Linked DNA regions of Homo sapiens: region 2 is linked to region 1. The links are chromatin loops, found by intact Hi-C in ENCODE. Cell type or tissue: Caco-2. All regions are shown on one strand. Each heading gives the region's core, and the rest is flanking DNA. Links, peaks and the distances in the headings are about the cores only.

Evidence for each region. Hi-C counts contacts between places; a loop is a spot of excess contacts. Peaks named below come from ENCODE experiments on the same cell type or tissue, not always from the same donor. Only the 100,000 strongest peaks of a DNase experiment are listed, where the experiment ranks them.
Region 2: it touches region 1 in a loop (6-fold over the local background); 2 of 110 quality-filtered maps call a loop at or near these places.

Annotation. Positions count from the first base shown.
Region 1 is chr2:202,067,042-202,078,038 of GRCh38, reverse strand. KIAA2012 reads right to left here and starts at 4,784. Exons shown (of 24, transcript NM_001277372.4): 1 at 4,328-4,784; 2 at 2,864-3,148. The coding sequence starts at 4,411. In Caco-2, for the core only: a CTCF peak has its summit at 5,632 (motif pointing left); no DNase peak of the experiment used is centred there.
Region 2 is chr2:202,129,765-202,140,761 of GRCh38, reverse strand. It overlaps KIAA2012, which reads right to left. Exons shown (of 24, transcript NM_001277372.4): 13 at 2,254-2,330. Among named protein-coding and RNA genes, the nearest start is that of KIAA2012-AS1, 18 kb to the right of the region's middle. In Caco-2, for the core only: no CTCF peak of the experiment used is centred there; DNase peaks (open chromatin) are centred at 4,991 and 5,361.

The sequences.
Region 1 (10,997 bases), core at 4,108-6,607:
CCCTTTTAGGCTTTTGCCAAATTGCCCTCCAGAAATGTCATGTGAATTTGTGCTCCTAACATGTGAGACTGCTGTTTCCCTATAGCTGTCCTGGCACTGGGTATTATGATTTTAAAAGTTTCTTGCCAGGCTGTTGTTTTCATAGTCAGATGGTACTCTATTTTCCGAAGCTTCTGAGGTGTTCCTTTCCTTTTCTTTTCTTTTTAAATAATTTGTATTATTTTTATTTTGATAGAAACAGGGTCTCATTATGTTGCCCAGGCTGGTCTTGAACTCCTGGGCTCAAGCAATTCTCCTGCCTCTGTTTCCCAAAGTGCTGGATTACAGGTGTGAGGCACTGAGCCCAGTGTGTTCATTTTCTTTAATTCGAAGTCCCTTTTGAGTTGCTTCTCCTCCTCTTTTAATCTACTATGTCCGTTAATCTTAAACTCCAGCCCTGTACTCTTCCATACGTTTTCTTTTCTCTAATTTCTTCACACCATTTCCCTCTACTCATGTGGAGTTAGACTACATATTCTGTTTTGTACAGATATGAGCTATAAATTTAGAAGATGGATGCCACAGGAAGATAGCAACTTCTTTTTTTCATTGAGCCCAAATATAACCAAAAATGAAACTCACCCCAAACTGACTTATCTACTTTATAAACTATTAAGATCTCTGTTACCTGAAGTATTTAGCCTTATAGACAAGCATCTGAAGACGATGGAAGGTATTCTTACTCTGGGCAGTGAGTTAGCCTATATATCACTCAGTGTCCAACCAGGAAAATAGAAACTAAGTAAACACAGAAGGAATTTGATTTAGGGAATTGGTTGTACAGGTGATTGGAGACCTCAGAAGCCAAACAGCTGGGGGGGCAACATTGAGATCAGTAACATCAGGAAGCCAGCACCACACTTACGCTAGAAGGACAGAGGGAGGAGCTGGTGGGGTCACCTGGAGGAGCTGGGGGTCATAGTGGGCCTGTCTGTTGAGAGCTGTATCACAGAGGTAATGCAGATGCTTCTTTTCACTTGAGGCAGAGTGGGAAGGGAGAAATACTGTGGTCTTCCTCTTCTTCTCCCTCTCCAATCTCTTTCCAGCGTCTCCCATTGGCAAATTCAACTAGAAGCCAGTGGACACAGATGTTTGCAGAATTGTATATAGCCTGTGGTCAACCTGCCTGTGATGCAGAGCAGAGCAGGGGAAGGGAACAGAGGGAATCTGAGACAAACAGGCCATGACCAGCACAATGACCAGTGGACCACTGGAGTCCCTTCGAGTCCACAAACAACAGGGCAGAGTGCAAAGTATGCAGGCCCTGGTGAGGTAGGCAGTCCTGGATTTGAATTCTGGCCTTGTCATTTAGTAGCTCTCTGGCCTTGGGCAAATCACTTATCTACCCTGAGCTTTGGTTTCCTCATCTATACAAGGAGGCAAGAAAAACTATATCGCACAGGGTCTTTGTAGGGATTAAATAAAATAATATTTAGCTATAATGCAACATTATAGCATTCAACAATTGGTTTTCTTTTATTCAAGAATTTATTATTTTTAAGTTAAAGAGCATTGGGCATTCAGTCAGGATCATCAAGCTTCTCTATTTTGAAAGATGAAAAGAGGGCAGAGGAGTCTTTTCTTTTGGAAGCTCTGCCTGGCATGGGGGTAGGTGATAAATTGTCCAACAATGATTCTGGGAGATGATCTAAGAAACATTGAAAATATCATGCATGACCAAGTCATTAATTCCACAAACATTTGTGGGTACTCTTTCTGGAAATGATTTAGACATGGTCCCCATATTGGAAGAGATGTTAATCCATCAGGAATGACAGTCAAAGAAATAAATTTCAGTGCATGACGGTATGGGAATGTTTGCAGAGGAGGGAGGCATGAGCTATCTCTGCCTAGGCAAGTGGGAGAAGGCTTCAGTGAGGGGATGGTATTTAAGTTGTGTTTTGAAGGATGGGTGGGAGCTTGCCAGCTGTAGAGGTGTGTGCAAAAATGGAGAGTCATGAAAGGGCACAGGTGTTGGGGAATGATGAGCTAATCACATGGGTGGGGCCTTATGGCGTCCATGATGGAAGTGGTACAGGAACAGGTGGGAAATGTGGCTAGACATGGAGCAGAAAAGCCAATGTGTGAAAGGCCTGATAGAAGAAGCTAATGACTTTATTTTGTGGGGAATGAAAAGTCAGTAAACACTTTTAAATTAGGGAGTCACCCACCATTTCTAACCTAGAATTTTATAAAGTGACACATCTTCCCAGACTATCTTATGGCCTCAGCCAAAGGGCTGATGCATGCAATTATATAAAGCAGGGGCCAGATGCACATCTCACAAGACATTAGGAAGTATGAATCAGAAAAATGAACACAGGTGTTTTCCCTTAATATTGTATTCAGGATGGAAAAAGTCATTAACTTATCCTGCAGACGCTGAAGGGCTCAAGGTAAATATTTAAAATGTTCTCCCTCTCATTTCCACAGAGCCAAGAACATCAGAGGTGGGATGATGATGCTTGTGGCTATGAGACAGGATTTCAAGGATCCTGATGAAACGTCTGCTGGCCTGAATCTGTCTGAATGCTGAAAAGGACTTTGTGTTACTCTAACTGAAAGGAAAACATAAAATGATGATAATGTAGCCCTTTATGGTTTTCAGATCCCTTTCACATACATTATCTCATTTAAGCTTTGTGACAATGGTGTGCAGCAGATAGGGCTAAGAGTACAGTCAATCTCATTTTAGAGATGAAGAAATAGAGTTCTGAGAGTTTCATACCTTCCCCGGGTCCAAGAAATTATTCCCAAAGCTGCAACTGGGTTTCTAGACATGCTACCAGCACCTTCCCCAAACCCAAGGGAGCGTTCTGCCTACCTGCTGCCTTCCATATGCCAGGATGGCTTCTTTGAGGTCTTGAAGTGTGTGCAGTTCAAGATCCAGCTTCCTCCAGGGACCTCTGGGGCAGTAGGGGCCTTTTCTCCTCTCTTTGGGTGTCCATGCCGAAATGGCAAAACCTTCTGAGTACAGGATCAGGGCACCCTTTCTAGTACTGAAAGTTTTAGGGAGAAAGAGGCTCCAGGAGTGCTGACTGGCATTGTTCTTATCTTGAGGTTTGCTGACAGGAACATAGTCTTCTGGGGACCTCCAGTTCAAGTAATCCTGCAATGAGAAGCAGCCACTTTGACGGAGCCACTGTGGAAGACCTTTCTATAGCAAATACTGCTTGTGCAAAGCCTTCGGCATTTTTTTAGTTACTGATTTTCTCTGAACTGTTCACATGGTGTTATGGAACACAATTGCTCTTCTTAGCAACTGCCTTTTCTCTCCACATTTCAAAATTAGTAGAACCCAGGGCATGGTTCTATTTCACCCCATACAACTTTCAGGAGAGTCATGTATGGCTGGAGGATTAACTCAGCTTGTATGTAGGTTACAGGCCAGTTAAAGTTTCCTGGTATGCAAGTAAGTGGTCAGAATTATTAAGGGCAGCAGATAACTTTGAAATTAGACCTGGACTAGCTGGCAGTTTAAATAGGAGCATTCCAAGCCACCACCACTTCAGCTGTACGTGGGGAGAATTTCTATACATTCCAGATGCTATGTAACATTACCTAATTTGGCTATTTAGGGGCCTATAAAGCAGTTACATATCTTGTAGGTAAGAAAATGCCATTGGCCATACAGGTCCTTTGAAACTTTATATGCCGTTTAACACAGCAAAGGTCAAATATCATGACAAAGTACCATGACAATGGAAATCTCTGTATGACCCCCAAATTTGCAAAGTATCCCCAATAGGTTTCTTATCCCTGGCAGGATTCAAGTGAAATAAAAATCTAGTATAACAAGGGAATTTTGCCACCTCTTTAAAATCTTCTAAAATGAGGTGGGTTTTTTTTTGGCCTATATTAAATATGAGTCCTGTGGGTTGAATTCCAGAAAGTTCAAGGAAGCCATTGAAATGGCATGAACACACACAGCATTTCAACTGCAGAGCACGACTTCCAAAAACCAAACAACCATCAGTTTGCCTAGAACCCAGGTGGAAATTCTGGTCTTGCACCAAACCATCCAAATTCCAGACAATCTGGAATCTCCTTTGGTCCAAGCAAAGACAGCTACAAGGGGAAAGATGAGGGCCTCAGGGGCAATCTCGGTGTGTCAGGAAAATGATGTTATTTTCTTGAGTTTCATGAAGGAGGAAGGAAGATCTTCCAGTGACCCCGCCACCTCACTAACAACACAAACCAAGACACACATGGTTTACCTCCCAAGTGGAAACATAGAGCATTCCTCTCCCACCTCCAAAATGTGCCTTTCTTCAGCTGTGGGACTCACCTCTGGTTCAAAGTAGACTTCTAACTTCTGTTTGTCCTGGCCCAGCTTCCCGTGGCCCCGGCTCAGGAGGGAGAGCGTGAACATGTTTCCCTCTGACCACCCCTTCTCAAGGGCAGTCCATCTTGGTTTTGAAGGCTGAAATCTGGTCACACCTCAAGATTTCCAGAGCTCACAGCAAGCCCAAGAAGACCACAAACACAGGGCCTTTTATTAAATACATTTTTCCCTCTCGCAGCAGCTTCTTAGTAACAACCAGCCACACAGTTTAGACAGTGTGTGTCTTTGTGGAGAGAAAAAATAAACCGCACAGCCAGCCTCCTCAAGCCCTGGATTGTCTACTCTCTGGGCGACCTGTCTCTCCCCTTCTCCTGAGCTCTTGTTGTCCCTTGGTCCCGGTTGCTCTGTTACCAGCCGTGTGCATCTACAGATCTCGGCCACAGCACCATCCTTCTTGTCTGAGCGGAGGTTGTTTCCTGGTTGCTATGGCAGCACAGGGAAATGAAGTCCCTTAAACTAACCCAGGCAAGGCAGAGACGGGTGCCGGGTGCAGTGTGCATTCCCCGGGGATGGGGGTGGGGGTCAAATGGACACTGAAGGGACCAGGCTCAGGTTGCAAGTCCCAGTTGCATGGGGTGGGGGACTTGTTGGGGTACTTTTTCTGTTATTGTTCTCATCTTGTTTTTAGAGAGCGTCTTCCCCTCTCTCCTGATATGTGAGCCTGTCACTGTCAACTAACCATTAACAGAGCCAGGGTGTAATCTAGGTCACCTAAAACCACCTGTGACTTTTTCCTTGGCTGAGCTCCATCATCCCCTCAACTGGACACGAGACCTCATTATGGTAGTTGCTGCTTTGCCTGAGCGGGAGACACTGGGATTCTCTAGCTTCCTTTGCATACCTGGTTCTCAACTGGGCAAGCTATCCCCTGATGGGGGTGCTCTGGAAATGTGGGTGGGGGACATTTTGGTTGTTGCAATGATTGGGGGTCTTGCTGGCATTGATCAAGCAGAGGCCCCAGATGCTAAATGTTCTACATGGTGTGAAATTCCCACATAGTGATGAACTGTCCCACTAGAATGCCAGGAGCACCTGCTTTGAGAAGCACTGTGTAGCCTGGGATGCTTGGGTCTCTTTAACAGTGACATTGTGACGAGCACAGACAGGAGGGAAGAGGGTCAGGAAACAAAAAGACCCCTTTGCTGGGGATCTAGGAACCTGCTCAAGCCTGGAAAAGCAAGCTGCCTGTTAGCTGTCAGCTGAACTACCCTGGCAGTCTTGTGGGAGTGCCCACTGCTGGCCTATATGAAGAAGCACAACAGGCTACAAGCCCACTTACCTTTTTGATCTTCCTATGTGGCACTTTCCCCTCCCCCTCTGACCCCTCCACCCCCAACCAAGTTCAAGTCTCCTGAGAAAGAAATAGAGGTTCTGTTGTAAAATAAAATAGGGTTTATTAGGGGGAATCAAGACAGCGAATGAGTGAATGCAGAGGCTCCAAACAGAATTTAATCAAAACCACAATGAGATACCACTTCACACCTACTAAGATGGCTATTATTAAAAAACAAAAACAAAAACAGAAAATAACAAGTATTTGGTGAAGATACGGAGAAATTGAAAACCTTGTGCATTGCTGTTGGAAATGCAAAATGGCGCAGCCTCTGTAGGAAATGGTATGACAGTTTCTAAGAAAATTAAACAGAATTACCGTATCACCAGTAATTCCACTTCTGGGTCTGTATACCTAAAGGAGGTGAAAGCAGGGTCTCAAAGAGATATTTGTATACTCATATGCAGAGCAAAACTGTTTATAAGAGCCAAAAGGTGGAAGTAACTCAAGTGTCCATCGACAGATGAATGAATCAACAAAATGTAGCATATGCATACAATGCAGTATTATTCAGCCTTAAGAAGGAAGGAAATTCAGTTGGTCACCATGGCTCATGCCTGTAATCCCAGCACTTTGGGAGGCCGAGGTGGGCGGATCACCTGAGGTCAGGAGTTCGAAACCAGCCTGGCCAACTTGATGAAACCCCGTCTGTACTAAAAATAAAAATTTAGCCAGGTGTGGTGGCACACGCCTGTAGTCCCAGCTACTTGGGAGGCTGAGGCAGGAGAACCGCTTCAACCTGGGAAGCGGAGGTTGCAGTGAGCCGAGATCATGCCACTGTACTCCAGCCTGGGCAACAGAGTGAGACTCCATCTCAAAAAAAAAAAAAAAAAAAAAAAAGGAAGGAAATTCAGACATATGCTACAACACGCATGTACCTTGAAGACATTACACTAAACAAGATAAGCCAATCATGAAAGAACAAACATTGTATGATTTCTCTTATGTGAAGTACTTAGAGTGGTCTGATTCACAGAGACAGAAAGTTGAATGGTAATTGACAGGGGCTGTCAGGGAGAGGGGAATGGAACATCAGTGTATAGTGGGTACAGAGTTTCAGTATGAGAAGATGAAAAAGTTCTGAAGGTGGATTCACAACAATATGAATGTACTTAATGTCAATGAACTGTAAACTTAAAAATGTTAAAATGGTCCATTTGAGCCAGTGCAGTGGCACACACCTGTCATCCCAGCTACTCCGGAGGCTGAGGCAAGAAGATCCCTTGGGCCCGTGAGTTTGAGTTCAGCCTTAGTGACAATGTGAGATCTCATCTCTAAAACGAAAGTAAATTTATGTTACATATATTTTACTACAATTAAAATTTTTTTCCGGTTGGTTGTGGTGGCTCATGCCTGTAATCCCAGCACTTTGGGAGGCCAAGGCAGGTGGATCACTTGAGGTCAGGAGGAGAACAGCCTGCCCAACATGGTGAAACCTCGTCTCTACTAAAAACACAAAAATTAGCCAGGCATGGTGGTGTGCCTTAAGAAGGAATCCCAACTGTAATCCCAACTGCTTGGGAGGCTGAGGCATAAGAATTGCTTGGGGAGGTGGAGGTTGCAGTGAGCCGAGATGGCACACTCTAGCCCGGGCGACAGAGTGAGACTCCATCTCAAAACAAAAATAGAAACAAAAAAGAAAACAAAACTGCAGGTCATGTGGACAGAGATGCAAGGACAAAGGTCAGCTGGCCAAGGCCATGAAGGCTGCATATACCGTGCTGAAGCATTTTGAATTTTATTCTTCAGGTAGGTTTTTGTTGTTGTTGTTGTTTTTGTTTTGTTTTGTTTTTTAGAGGCAGGGTCTCACTACATTGCCCGGGATGGTCTCGAACTTCTGGGCTCAAGCGATCCTTCTGCCTCAGCTTCGCAAATAGAAACCACATGAAACAGAAAATAGATGCTGTTCAATGGCCACCTCCCAGCACATTCAGGAGTGTATCCCTTGTTCCAAAATGCTTGGAGTAAATGAATGCCACTCTGGAGAAGTGGCCTATGTGATACTGTCAGAACCTTTATCCCTCTTTAAAAGGAAGTGTAATCATGTTTTCTAGTATTTTATTCATCTTTAGGGGCAATCTATAAGGAGAGTCCTTAATGTTGCCCTTGTTACCTTGGGATTACAGGCGTGAGTCATTTGTACCCCCAGGTAGGTTTTATTAAAGCAGGGGGGTGATATTATTCCATCTGGGTTTTTAGAAAGATAACTCTGAGAAGCTTATAAAGGATGGATAGAAGGAGGAATCCTTATCTCATCAACCTCTGGGTGAACTTTCAAGACTTGCAACCCAGGCCAGTCTTCTCTTGGATATGAATGAACTTGTCAAATAGGTCAGGAAAAATCACCAGTTAAGTGGTCTTTGAGTAAGACAGAAGGGGAAACTCTATACCAGCTGCAAAGAAAGATAAATCTTGCCGTTTTGAAAGTGCCATTGCTCAAGAAAGAGAGAAAAGCAGCATAAGAGGAACTTAATGGAGGCCTTGGGACCTGAATGAGAACCACCATCGTTAGCCAAGGAATGGTTCCAAGTTTCTCCAGAGGAGATTCTTTCTCTGAACTCACCTGACTTTGAAATGTTAACTCATCCATACGCAGTGAACCAGGGCGCCAAGGAGTGCTCTTTCTGAGTCTAGGTTGAGTGAGCTTATCACCTAGGAAAACGCCTAGGAGTGTCCATCTGGCCCTCCCAAGGCTGTGGCAAGCCTTCCGGGTCTCTGTGGGGCAGCAGTAATCTGTAAGCAGCCAGACCACAGCCTAAAGCGGGCCTCTCCTAAACCATCGTGTTTACATCTATGCTGTTTAATATGGACAATGAACAGATCCACAGACCAATTAATAGTCATTTAAAAGCATTTACTCAGTCCCCACAACAGTTTATAGAAAGTACATTTAGAAAGCAATCCGGGTTATTGCTATTCTAAAGTGCTTGGGGATCCCAGATGAAAGGCCCTTGTAACTGGAAAGTATTTATAACTCAAGAAGAACCCCTCCACACCCATGTTATACAACACCAACACCATCTCCTGGCACGCCTGACCTGTCGGCCCATGCAGCAAGTCTGTTTGAATTACACTGTAACTTCTATAGGGTGGAGACCTTGTTTTTATGGTTTGTAAAACATCATGAATAACCATGGCACTCTGTAAATAAATAGAAACCACATGAAACAGAAAATAGATGCTGTTCAATGGCCACCTCCCCAGCACATTCAGGAATGTATCCCTTGTTCCAAAGTGCTTGGAGTAAATGAATGCCACTCTGGAGAGGCGGCCTATGTGATACTGTCAGAACCTTTATCCCTCTTTAAAAGGAAGTGTAATCGTGTTTTCTAGTATTTTATTCATCTTTAGGGGCACTCTACGAGGAGAGTCCTTGGTGTTGCTCTTGTTAATGAAAGAGTAAAGATCAGTGCACAGAGAGATGAAATGATTTGCATAAAGCCATAGAGCAAACCAGAGGTGAAATGGGACCTTGTCCAAATTTGGTTCCAATTTCAGCCTGTTGTTCTTCCTGTAATACTTCTGGAATAGAGTAGTAGCAGTTCTTCATAAGAAGCCCCATCATGGCTCTCAGAGAGCAGCTATGACTTTGGCCCCCGCTACCCGCTTCAGCCATGAAGTGGTGACTGGGCCCTGGACCTCTGGTCTGGCTGCCATGACTACTTCTAAGCACTCAGATCTCCCCAACCTCGCTTCTCTTAACTTCATTTTGTAAATCTAGTTGGAAGGAAGTCTAGAAAATAAAGTTTGCTGCTTTCTAGCTCTTGCACCAGAGGGAATGTAGAATAAAAGTTGATAGAGCCAACTACAGTTATCTACCATAAGCACCAAAGACAAGTTGTATGAAAAAGTCAAAACAAAAGATTTTTAAAAATATGGGCTGTGAGGCTGGGCACGGTGGCTCATGCATGTGATCACAACACTTTGGGAGGCCAAGGATGGCAGATCACTTGAGCTCAGGAGTTCAAGAGCAGTCTAGGCAACATGGCAAAATCCCTCTGTCTGTACCAAACATGTAAAAAATTAGCCAGTCTGTCTACAAAAAATAAAAAATTAGCTGGGTGTGGTGGTGCATGCCTGTAGTCCCAGCTACTCCAGAGGCTGAAGTGGGAAGATTGCTTGAGCGCAGAAGGTAGAGGCTGCAGTGAGCTGTGATCACACCACTGCACTCCAGTCTGGGAGACAGAGCAAGATCCTGTTTAAAAAAAAATTTAAAAGATGGGCCATGTACATGACAAGCAGCAACGCCTTACATTATTAAGGCTTTCAATTTGCTTGTGTTTTATGTCCCAACTAGACTTGAAGTCTTTGGAAGGTAGAGACTACATCTTACAATTCTTTTTTTTTAAGAGACAGGGTCTTGCTTTGTCACCCAGGCTGAATGCAGTGCTGCGATCATGGCTCACTACAGCCTTGACCTCTGGGGCTCAGGCAGTACTCCTACCTCAGCCCCCTGTACTGCTGGGACTACAGGCATACTCCACCATGCCTGGCTAATTTTTTATTTTTTGTAGAATGGGGTCTCACTATGTTGCCCTGTCTGGTCTCAAACTCCTAGATTCATGTGGTCCTCCTGACTCAGCCTCCCAAAGTTACATGTGTGAGCCACTGTGCCTGGCCAATATCTTAAAATTCTTAATACTCCCCATAGCATAGAACCCCTTGCATTATAGTAGCAGCTGATTGAATACTTGTCATTTTGCTTTTTAGCATGCCCAAAGAGATGTATAATTGTCTTTGAGCCAGTATGAAAAATATAGAAAAGAAGAGAATTGGGTCAAATCCTGTTTTAGTAGTTGGTAGTTTGCTATAGTACAAAGCTCAGACCCATAGGTTAAAGGTGCTGACCAACTCAAGGCTTAGTACACAGGCTGAAAGCACCCTAACAATCAGTGTAGAAGATAAAATCCTCTGAACTTGTCAGAAGAAGCACAGACCTGCTAAGGATAAGTTACTTGGCTTATTCAGAGACTATGGCTAATTTCTTATGTGGCCCAGGCCAGGTGTGAAAGAAGAAAATGCGAAAGGCAACAAAGAATACTCTGGAATCATAGCAAGAGAGAGAGTGTCAGCCTTGGATTTCTGCTTCCTTTCTCTCCTTAGCTATAAATTATGGCTGCATGGCCTGTCTAGTTCAGAGCGAAGGGACTAGGGATCTATTTATTTTAGATCTTTCTGAAGGGTTTGCTGTGGGAGTCTAAAATATTTAGTTATCCCTTTGCTCATGGCTTCACTTTATTAGTAGGAAAATTCACTGTAATTGCAAGCTTTTAAATTTAC
Region 2 (10,997 bases), core at 4,093-6,592, 63 kb before region 1:
CCATCAAGGTAGGGAACTGAAATCAGCTGGACAGAAATTTGTTCTAAATGTGTTCCAGATGCTTTATAATAAACATGAAATTAGTCATTGCCATGGAGTAGGCTGAGGAAGTAGTTAAAACTGAAGTCAGTGATTAATCTAATAAGAGGCCATTAGCCTCGAGAAGTAAGCGGGGGTGCAGGAGGCCAGGAAGTCACCCCCACCTCCCTCCCACCCTGTTTTCTCTGTGTTTGGGGCTGGTGGGGCTCCCTAGACTTCTCCTCAGATGCCCTTTCTTTCCAGGGCTGCTTCTAAAGGAATTGGGACTACTGCGACTTGGACAAACCAATGGGTTCTGGTGGGAGCCACCCCATCATTTCACAAAGGAGGCAGGTGCATGGGCTTCTCAGGGAGCTGACTTTCCACAGCCTCACGGGGGGAACCAGCATGAGAGTTTAAGACCCCTCGCTCTGGTGTTCCTTCTTCTGACTACAAAGTTAACAATTCAACCTAGGATTTAATGTGACATGGTTGAGCCCCTCTTTCTTTTTTTTTGAGACGGAGTCTTGCTCTGTTGCCCAGGCTGGAGTGCAATGGAGTGATCTTGGCTCATTGCAACCTCCATCTTCTGCATTCAAGCGATTCTCCTGCCTCAGCCTCCCGAGTAGCTGGGATTACAGATGTGCGCCACCATGCCCAGCTAATTTTTGTATTTTTAGTAGAGACGGGGTTTCACCATGTTGGCCAGGCTGGTCTTGAACTCCTGACCTCGTGATCCGCCCACCTTGGCCTCCCAAAGTGCTGGGATTACAGGCGTGAGCCACTGCACCTGGCTGAGCCTCTCTTTCATTGCAGGTGATAGTAGCTCTTTTGGAATAGAACCGTGGGGCTGTGTGAATTTGGGGTGTGTTTAGGGTATGTGAGGCCTTTGCATGGCCTTTGGGTTGCAGAATTATCAAAATACACCATATTATGTTTTCCTTAGTCACACACTCTTTCAAAAACTCTGTCTCTAGATCCCGTAAATGGGATGTCTGCAAAGTGGGCATTTAAAATATGCAAATGTTGGTTCTGCAGCTCCTTGGCAGCAGGGAGGAGCCGCTCAGCTGCGTTTCACCTCAGTGGAGGCCTGACCCAGGCCTAGGGTTGTCACAGAGAGTTCAGGTCCTACCTCAGAGCCCAGCTCAGGCACGCAGATGAAAGCAAACCCGTTTCTTTATCATTATGTATAATGAGTGCTGGGGAAGAAGAGATAGCTAGGCTGTGGCAGGAAGGAAGGTGGACAGAATGGAGAAGTCAAGATCATGGCCTGGAGGTGTCACACAGTAGGATGAGACCTGGGAGTCCCCTGGAGCTGCATGTGCTGCCTCTGCCTCAGGTTCTCCGAGGCCCTGGATTCAGTTCTAGGAATTCCCCTGAGTTGTCTCTCTAGAGAGAATTTGGAGACAGTTCCAGCTTCAAAGCTTCCAAGGAAGGAACAAACTTATAAATATTTGTGAACATATGTCCTTGAACCACTAATAGATATTCTTTTTTTTTTTTTTTTTTCCTGAGACAGGGTCTCACTCTGGATTCTGGCTGCAGCATGATCTCAGCTCACTGCAACCTCCAACTCCCAGGTTCAAGCGATTTTCCTGCCTCAGCCTCCCAAGTAGCTGGGACCACAGGTGCATGCCACCACACCCGGCTAATTTTTGTATTTTTAGTAGACACGGGGTTGGTTTCACCACGTTGGCCAGGCTGGTCTCGAACTCCTGACCTCAGGTGATCTGCCTGCCTCAGCCTCGCAAAGTGCTGGGATTGCAGGCATGAGCCACTGTGACTGGCCCGCTAATAGAAATTCTTAATGTATCTAGATGAAGCACCATCCTCCTTTCTTCATGATTACCTTTGCACTTTGTTTTTCTTAATTGCTAATGTTTATCTCTAATTACGAATTACTAATTTTACGAATGAAAACTAGTGCCTACTGCCTCACTGGATGCCACCTTTCTGTGTTCCCTTATTCCCTTTCTGACTTTGCAGAAGTCAGGGAAAGACCTTGAGCTTATTCACACAAGTAAAGAGCCAAATAATACAGTCCAAGTTAAGACATTCCAAGTCTAAGAGTAAAGGAACCTCTGTGATTTCATAGTCTACTTGTCTCATTTTACTGATTAGGCAAATGAGGCCCAGAGAGGTAAAGAGTCTCACTGAGGGGCACACAGCAAGCTGAAACAAGAACCCAAGAGTTGTGACTCCTAGTGTCATCCTCATTCAGAGTCAATACTATACCTGCTTCTCTGTTGTTTGGGTCAACGGTGAGGTTTCATAAAGGTTCATGTGAAGATTGGCTCTAGGTTCAGTGTTTGCTGTAGTGAAAATCAAAGAGGAAAAAAGATCAAGGTGGTCAGATCTGGATCTCATGACTTTTTATATATACCATACACACACACACACCTAGTTCATATGTATGTAAGATTATAAGCACATATACACCCATGGCATTCATAATTTACTCACCAAAAAACACCTGTAACCTCTATAGGCATAGCCTAAACACCATGTTAAACATAGTGTTAAGACCTTATATTCAAACATATATTATTCTTGTTTTGGTTGCTCTTTAAAAGAACAAAAGTAAATTCTTTATGCTATTAAAATTCAGATAAAGCTGAAATTAAAAAGGAAATATTGATGGAAAAAAATCTGCTGATGCTGTTGAGTATAAATTTTGTATGACTGCACTTCACTGAAGTAGGAAAAGGCTTCTGCAAACTTCCAAATAGAGAGATCAGAGGCTTCCCTTTTTCCTCATAATGTGGAGGGGCAAGAGGAAGGGTGGAAACATGAATCAAACAAAGGCAAACGCCAAAGTGGGGATGGAGGGAGGGGACTAACAGAAACCATGGAAACCGCGGAGCCAGCCGGGAAGAAGGCACCACCCGGACACCAGCATGGGGCTGTCGTGTGATGGCCATGACTCCCCTCCATGTTGTCATTGTCAATGTTCTCTATAGGTGTGGCAGCTGAGGTGCAAAAGGTATAGTAACCCACTCAAAGTTGTACCACTAGTGAGGTTTTGAGTAAGGATTTCCCTCCAAGACTGCCCGACCCTAAAACTCCATGGCGCAAAAGGATAGGTTTTATTTTGCTTTTCTTTTTTTTCCCTTAAGAAAGTAAATTTGGTCAGGTGCGGTGGCTCATGCTTGTAATCCCAGCACTTTGGGAGGCCGAGGTGGGTGGAGTGCTTGAGGCCAGGAGTTCGAGACCAGTCTGGCCAACAAGGTGAAACCCCATCTCTACTAAAAATACAAAAATTAGCCGGGCGTGGTGGTGCGCGCCTGTAGTCGCAGCTACTCCGGAGGCTGAGGCAGGAGAATCACTTGAACCTGGGAGGCAGAGGTTGCAGTGAGCTGAGATCACGCCACTGCACTCCAGCCTGGGTGACAGAGTGAGACTCCATCTCAAAAAAAAAAAAAAAAAAAGTAACTTTAATGTTCTAAAGGAATGTTTATTTGAGGAATAGATTTAGCTAAGCACATGGCTCTACTGACGAAGGGTTTAGTTTCTTCTGTGGGACGAATGTCCAACAAAAAGTTCTTTCCATACTTGATACTCATAAGTAGCTCTTTTAGGAGCCAATGGCCATATATGACTCTGTATCTTTGTCTTTTTGAACTTAAGCCTCTACTCATTCTTTGTGGGCTGACCTTCCCTTTTCTGTTGTTTCTCAGCTATCTTCTTCTCTTTGAAAATGGCTTTTGCACAGATTTAAAACATTTCTTAGCAGAGTGGTGGCGCGTGCCTGTAATCCCAGCTACTCAGGAGGCTGAGGCACAAGAATCACCTGAACCCGGGAGGTGGAGGTTGCAGTGAGCCGAGATTTACCACTGCACTCCAGCCTAGGTGACAGTGAGAGGTGACAACGTGCTAGCAGCCCTTGCTTACTCTCGGCGCCTCGTTGGCCTCCGCGTCCGCTCTGGCGTGCTGGAGGAGCCCTTCAGCCCGCCGCTGCGCTGTGGGGCCCTTCTCTGGGGCTGGTCGAGGCCTGAGCCTCTGCTCGCCGGGAGGTGTGGAGGGAGAGGCGCAGGCAGGAGCCGGGGCTGCGTGCAGCAGCTCGCTCGTCGGCCGGCGCGGGTTCCGGGTGGGCGCGGACTGGGCCTGTCGCGGCCGACGCCTGCTGGGCTTGATCGGGGGATGAGCTCCCTCTGGGCTGCCGGAGTGCCTGGGCTAGGTGCCGCAAAGTCCCGCAGCGAGTGCTATTGAGAGGTGAAGCCTACTGGGCTTCTGGGTGGGGTGGGGCCTTGGAGAACTTTTCTGTCTAGCTAAAGGATTGTAAATGCGCCCATCAGCAATCTGTGTCTAGCTAAAGGATTGTAAACGCACCAATCAGCAGTCTGTCAAAACGGACCAATCAGCTCTCTGTAAGGACGAACAACGCCAGACAGGAGGAATGAACAACTCCGGATGCGCCACCTTTACAAACTGTAACACTCACCGCGAAGGTCTGCAGCTTCACTCTTGAGGCCAGTAAGACCACGAACCCACCGGAAAGAACGAACAACTCCAGACGTGCTGCCTTTAAGACCTGTAACACTCACCATGAAGGTCTGCAGCTTCACTCCTGAAGTCAGCGAGACCACGAACCCACCAGAAGGAATAAACTCTGGACACACCACCTTTAAGAACTGTAACACTCACCACGAAGGTCTGCGGCTTCATTCTTGAAGTCAGCGAGACCAAGAACCCACCATTTCCGGACACAACAGAGTGAGACTCTGTTTCAAAAAAAATTTTTTTTTTTTTTAAATTTGAATCAGCTTGGGGGAAACTGAGGCCCTGAAAGCATTTTCATTCAATTGGCTCAAGGGCACACCTTGAAATAACACAAGACCAGGACCCAGAACCCAGATGTCCTGACTTAGTGTCTTGCACTTTCCCCTCCACATCACACTGCCTCCCGTTAGCTTCAATGAGCTTGCCACATCACAGCTGCTTTGGCCATGATCCACACTTGGGACAAATCCAGCCCAGCAGAATTGTGTTGTGATGAGGTTCACTACACTGTGGCTTGGAAGGAACCATGGGCCTCTTAGAAATGAAACTTATGAATTCTAATGCATAAGGAAAGTTCTTGCAACACCAGGAGAATGAATCAGTCAGCCAGAGTTCAAGAAATGTAAACACATTTTTAGATAGGAGACTGAAAAATCACTTAGGACTTCTCCATCTCTTGGGTCAAGACCTTGGTAATTTACTGAGGTCCAAGCTGTCAAGGAGGAGACACAACTCAAACTGCATTCCTGGTAGACAGAACAGTGGGGGTGGTAAAACCTCCTTTCAGAACGATGCGGCAAGATCAAGTCAAAGAAACTGTTATCAAGTCAAAGAAACTGATTAACCCATCGACCAACCCAGGTAACTGGCTGCAAACAAAGGCCTGGTTCTTTTTTGTCATTCAGAAACTGGTGTGCACATTCCAGTTTTTACAGTGTATACAGGTTATACAGACTATAGGCTGCACAACTTCCAGGCATGCCTGAAACTGGGAGTTCACAGTCTTTCTGTGATGAACATTTCTGCCACTAAAGAGATAAACAGAAAACACATTCCTTCCTTGGCTGCCCACCATCAGGCCTTAGCAGATTTTCAAATGCTAGCATTAATCTAACCACAGGCTTTTAGTGAGGAGATAGCATTCCCACCAGATAATCAGGCAGTTTTAGAGATGACCCTTACTAGATGGGGTTCTCATCCCAAGCCTCTTCTGCCTTCTTCAAATCATGGACTCCTTCACCAAACACTCAAAACTTGAAAAGCAGGAAAGGGCATCTGATTCTAGCAGGGAATATGGCTCCTTAACATTTCCTTCTATTTAAATCTGCATTGGCTATGTTTAATTCCCAGGTCATTGTTTGTTGTTTTCAATAAAAATGAAACATAGTCGGCAGGGCGTGGTGGCTCACGCCTGTAATCCCAGCACTTTGGGAGGCCAAGGCGGGCGGATCACTTGAGGTCAGGAGTTTGAGACTAGCCTGGCCAACATGGTGAAACCCTGTCTCTACTAAAAATACAAAAATTAGCCAGATGTGGTAGCGGGCGCCTGTAATCCCAGCTACTTGGGAGGCCGAGGCAAGAGAATCACTTGAACCCAGGAGGCGGAGGTTGCAGTGAGCTAAGATCGTGCCATTGCACTCCAGCCTGGGCAACAAGAGCGAAACTCTGTCTCAAAAAAGAAAGAAAGAAAGAAACATAGTCATATTTATTCCCATTGTTTCAGGATGCATATTTGCCTTGGTATGGGACCCTCTTTTGGGCCCCATCTGGTGTCAAAATAGAGATCAGCTCCAAAGAGTCACCTTATTAGGCCAGGCGGGCCACCTGGCTCCTTCCTAGATACATGTCAGGGTTTGGGAAAGAATATCACACCCGTAGGGTCCAAAGTGGCCAAATATCCAGTGGTTACAAGGGCAGTAGCTGTTGGAGGTGCTGGCAGGAGCTTCTTTAAATCCGTTCAGGGCCTTTGTCTATGTATATCATTTCTGAGGCATGCACACCCTTTGATGGCTAACATGCTGTCATGGAACATACCCCATAACTTGCAATGTTTCATCACCATGGAGGGGATATATCCATTGCCAAACAGGTCTCAGAAAGCATCTTTGCCTTCTCATAGCTTTGCACAGGGACTTGCTGGCCCCAGCAGGAACCAATGGGAGAAGGCCTGAAAGTCAGCCTCAGTCACTTCATGGTTTTGTGTTTTTTTGGTCATAAATGGAAAATGCAAATGCAAATTCCAGATTATTAAAAAAAAAAAATTCTCCCCAGTATAAACTTAACCATAAAAGGAAGGATAATTTTGGTCCTTCTGACCTTTCCTTAAGAATATCTAAAAATACTTTATTTTATATGATGTGACTCAAGACACCTATGACCTACAGAGTGTTTGTAGTATTATAATAAATTTTGAGTCTGCTTGTTTAATGCAGGAGACTAAGACCCAAGATGGCCTTTTGGTATTGTCATTATCAAATTCTTGGGACGAGATTTAAGATCCTGTTTATGCTACACATTTTCACTTTAAATCTTCCTGAATGAGGAGGAGGGTGAGATGGGCGTAGGGAATAGTTGCTGGAGGCCTGAATAAGTCTCCAGGCAAAAGACATCCCCCTGGGAGCTCTAACTAGGGAGTCAAGTAGACAGATCTAGAAAATATGAGTCAGTCTGAATTTAAATATGGAAGTACCCAGTAAATGCAAGGGCAATATTTTTCTTCCAATTTGGGATAACAGTCCTTTTACTTATATCTTTTTAGATTAAGCCTAGCTAAGTCTCAAGGGTCTAGCTTTAGCTTTGGGAATACCAATCTCTCTCAAAAGTTCATAAATTATTTTTTATGGAAAGGTCTAAAGGCACATGGCAGTTTACCAAGCCCAGAATGAAAGCCTAGCTAGAGGACTGAATTTAAATTCGAGATGCATAACAGCAAAATGTCAACCACGCGAGAAACCCTCCAATCAAGAAACATCACAGGATTAATAAGGATATCTATGGTGGAAGACTGTGTGGAGGAAAGTAATTCAGAAAAAAGGCTGAAGGTGGAACTGCATACAAAACAGCCAGCAAATGTCATTCACGTGGTGGTCTCCATTCTCCAGAAAAAAAAAAAATATATATATATATATATATATTTTTTTTTAGACAGTCTCACACTGTCGCCCAGGCTGGAGTGCAGTGGCACGATCTTGGCTCACTGCAAGCTCCACCTCCTAGGTTCACGCCATTCTTCCACCTCAGCCTCCTGAGTAGCTGGGACTACAGGCACCTGCCACCTCACCTGGCTAATTTTTTTTTTTTTTTGTATTTTTAGTAGAGACGGGGTTTCACCGTCTTAGCCAGGATGGTCTCGATCTCCTGACCTCGTGATCCACCCACCTCTGCCTCCCAAAGTGCTGGGATTACAGGCTTGAGCCACTGTGCCTGGCCTGAAAAAAAAAATATATATATATATACGCATATATATATGTATATATGTATATATATACATATATACTATATATATACATATATACTATATATATATACATATATACATATATATATACATACATATATATATATGTATTTTGTGAGGAGTCTTGCTCTGCCGCCCAGCCTGGAGTGCAGTGGCACAACCTTGGCTCACTACGACCTCTACCTCCTGGGTTCAAGCAATTTTCCCTGCTTCAATGTACCCCTCCCGCGTAGCTGGGATTACAGGTGTGTGCCACCATGCCTGGCTAATTTTTGTATTTTCAGTAGAGACGGGGTTTTGCCATGTTGGCCAGGCTGGTCTTAAACTCCTGACCTCAGGTGATCTGCCTGCCTCGGCCTCCCAAAGTGCTGGGATTACAGGTGTGAGCTACCACAACTGGCCAGAAAATATTATTTTTGGTCACTTCTTCTCAAACAAATAAAGATATCTGGGGTCCCAGTCCCTAGTCTTATCTCTTCCAATCCAGTCTCTACATAGCTGGGAGTCATTTCTATAAAATAAAAATCTGGTGATGTCAATTCCTGTGTAAGCAGAGTCCCACCATCATTGGCGTAAATTCCTTAGCTGCTTTCATTTTTAAAAATTTTTTGAGATGGAGTTTTGCCCTTGTTGCCCAGGCTGGAGTGCAATGGCATGATCTCGGCTCACCACAAACTCTGCCTCCTGGGTTCAAGCGATTCTCCTGCCTCAGCCTCCCGAGTAGCTGAGATTACAGGCATGCACCATCACGCCTTGCTAATTTTGTATTTTTAGCAGAGATGGGGTTTCTCCATCTCTGGTCAGGCTGGTCTTGAACTCCCGACCTCAGGTGATCTGCCTGCCTCGGCCTCCCAAAGTGCCAGGATTACAGGCATGAGCCACCGCACCAGGCCTCTTAGCTGCTTTCTATGGCCCTTTATGATCTGGCTCCTGCCTCCTTTGCAAGGTGCATTTTTCATCACTCCTTCCCCTGCATGTACCCTGGGGTGCAGTCATTACAAGTTGCTTCAGTTTCTCCATGCTGCCATGCTCTCTCACCTTTATATTGTCCTTTCTCCTAGAGCATCCTTTCTTTACCACTCGGCTAGTTCCTACATACATTCTTAGAAACTCTGCTTAAGTGTCCTCTCCTTCCAAAAGCCTTCTCAACCTCCAGGCTGAGTCAGTCTGAACTCGTTCATAGCTCTCAACACATTCCACCCCTGTGGACTACTTTAAGGCATGGACGTGGTCTCTCAACTGTATTTTTGTGCCTACCATAGTATTTGTCACTAGTAGATGGACAATTAGTGTTTGTTGAATAAATGAATGAGCAATATCTTTCTGCTTTGTAAAACATACTCACAGACTGGGCCCAGTGGCTCACGCCTGTAATCCCAGCACTTTGGGAGGCTGAGGCAGGTGGATCACCTGAGCTCAGGAGTTTGAGACCAGCCTGGCCAACATGGTGAAACCTCATCTGTACTAAAAATACAAAAAATTAGCCAGGTGTGGTGGCGTGCGCCTGTAATCCCAGCTACTTGGGAGGCTGAGGCAGGAGAATGGCTTGAACCCGGGAGACAGAGGTTGCAGTGAGCGGAGATTGTGCCATTGCACTTCAGCCTGGACAACAAGAGCCAGACTCCATCTCAAAACAAACAAACAAAAAAACATACTCACAGATTCTTTCTGTTGAACACAGTCTGATTCTGATGTCTACATTAATTTTCAAAGGAGGGATTATGGGGAAACCAAGACAATAGCAAAATCCTCAGGCCACAGAGAGATGTATGAAAGGAGCAAGGGAGAGAAACTAGGCGGGAAACATCCTTAAGAAAAGACTCATACTTCTTTCTTTGTTTTTTATTTTATTTATTTATTTATTTATTTTTGAGATGGAGTCTCGCTCTGTTGCCAGGCTGGAGTGCAGTGGCACAATCTTGGCTCACTGCAACCTCTGCCTCCTGGGTTCAAGTGATTCTCCTGCCTGAGCCCCCAGAGTAGCTGGGACTACAGGTGCCTGCCACTGTGCCTGGCTAATTTTTGTATTTTTGGTAGAGATGGGGTTTCACCATGTTAGCCAACCTGGTCTCGAACTCCTGACCTCAAGTGATCCTCCTGCCTTGGCCTCCCAAAGTGTTGGGATTACAGGTGTGAGTCACTGCGACTGGCCTTAAGCTTCTTTATAGTTGTGATGAGAAGACAACATAAATGTCTGAAGGGTGATTAAATAGAAAATACTATTTAAGAATTACTAGTTAATGAAAGTTATAATTTTTGATCACTCTGACAGAAGAAAATTTAATATTCTAAACTTTAATATAGGTTGAGAAATATAACTCACACACAAAATCCTAAGATCTACACCTGCTTTAAAATGCATTGTGCTAAGTATTACTTCACTACTTGGGCAAGGTCCTGATCCCTTAATGCATATCATGCACTAAATGAACAGCAGATCCTGGCTACTTGGGAAGGACACATCCTGAGAATTTTAAGAATCCTTAGATTTGTGAATACTCCTAGTGTGTATCTATTGGTGATAAAACTAAAAAAGAATTGGAAAAAGAGAGAGAGTTCTTTGGACTCTTAATGAGACTATAAATAAAGGCTTAGAGTGATTTATTAAACTATTTTTTTGGCAGAGAACCATCACATTGTTAGACCACTTCACTTTCTCTTACTTCCATCACGAGTCCCAGCAGTCAGCTTTTTTTTAGGGCCATTAAAAATGCATGTGTATGTATCTATGTATATGTAAAGAAATCAATGTTCTTCTGTTTGAAAAGTAACTGCACAAGAGCTATTGCAGATGTTATAATGAATTATAGACCACAATATGAGACGTGTGAGTGCTGCGAGGCTGGCTAGGCTCACTCACTAGCTCAGTAATAGTCTCTGTCTCCCAGCCTTGCAATATCAATGATTTGACTTCATGCCTCTGTAAAATGACAAATTGTGTGTGTCCCTGATGTTTTATTTATTTATTTTTTAAATATTTTTAGAGACAGGGTCTTGCTATGTTGGCCGGGGTGGTCTTGAA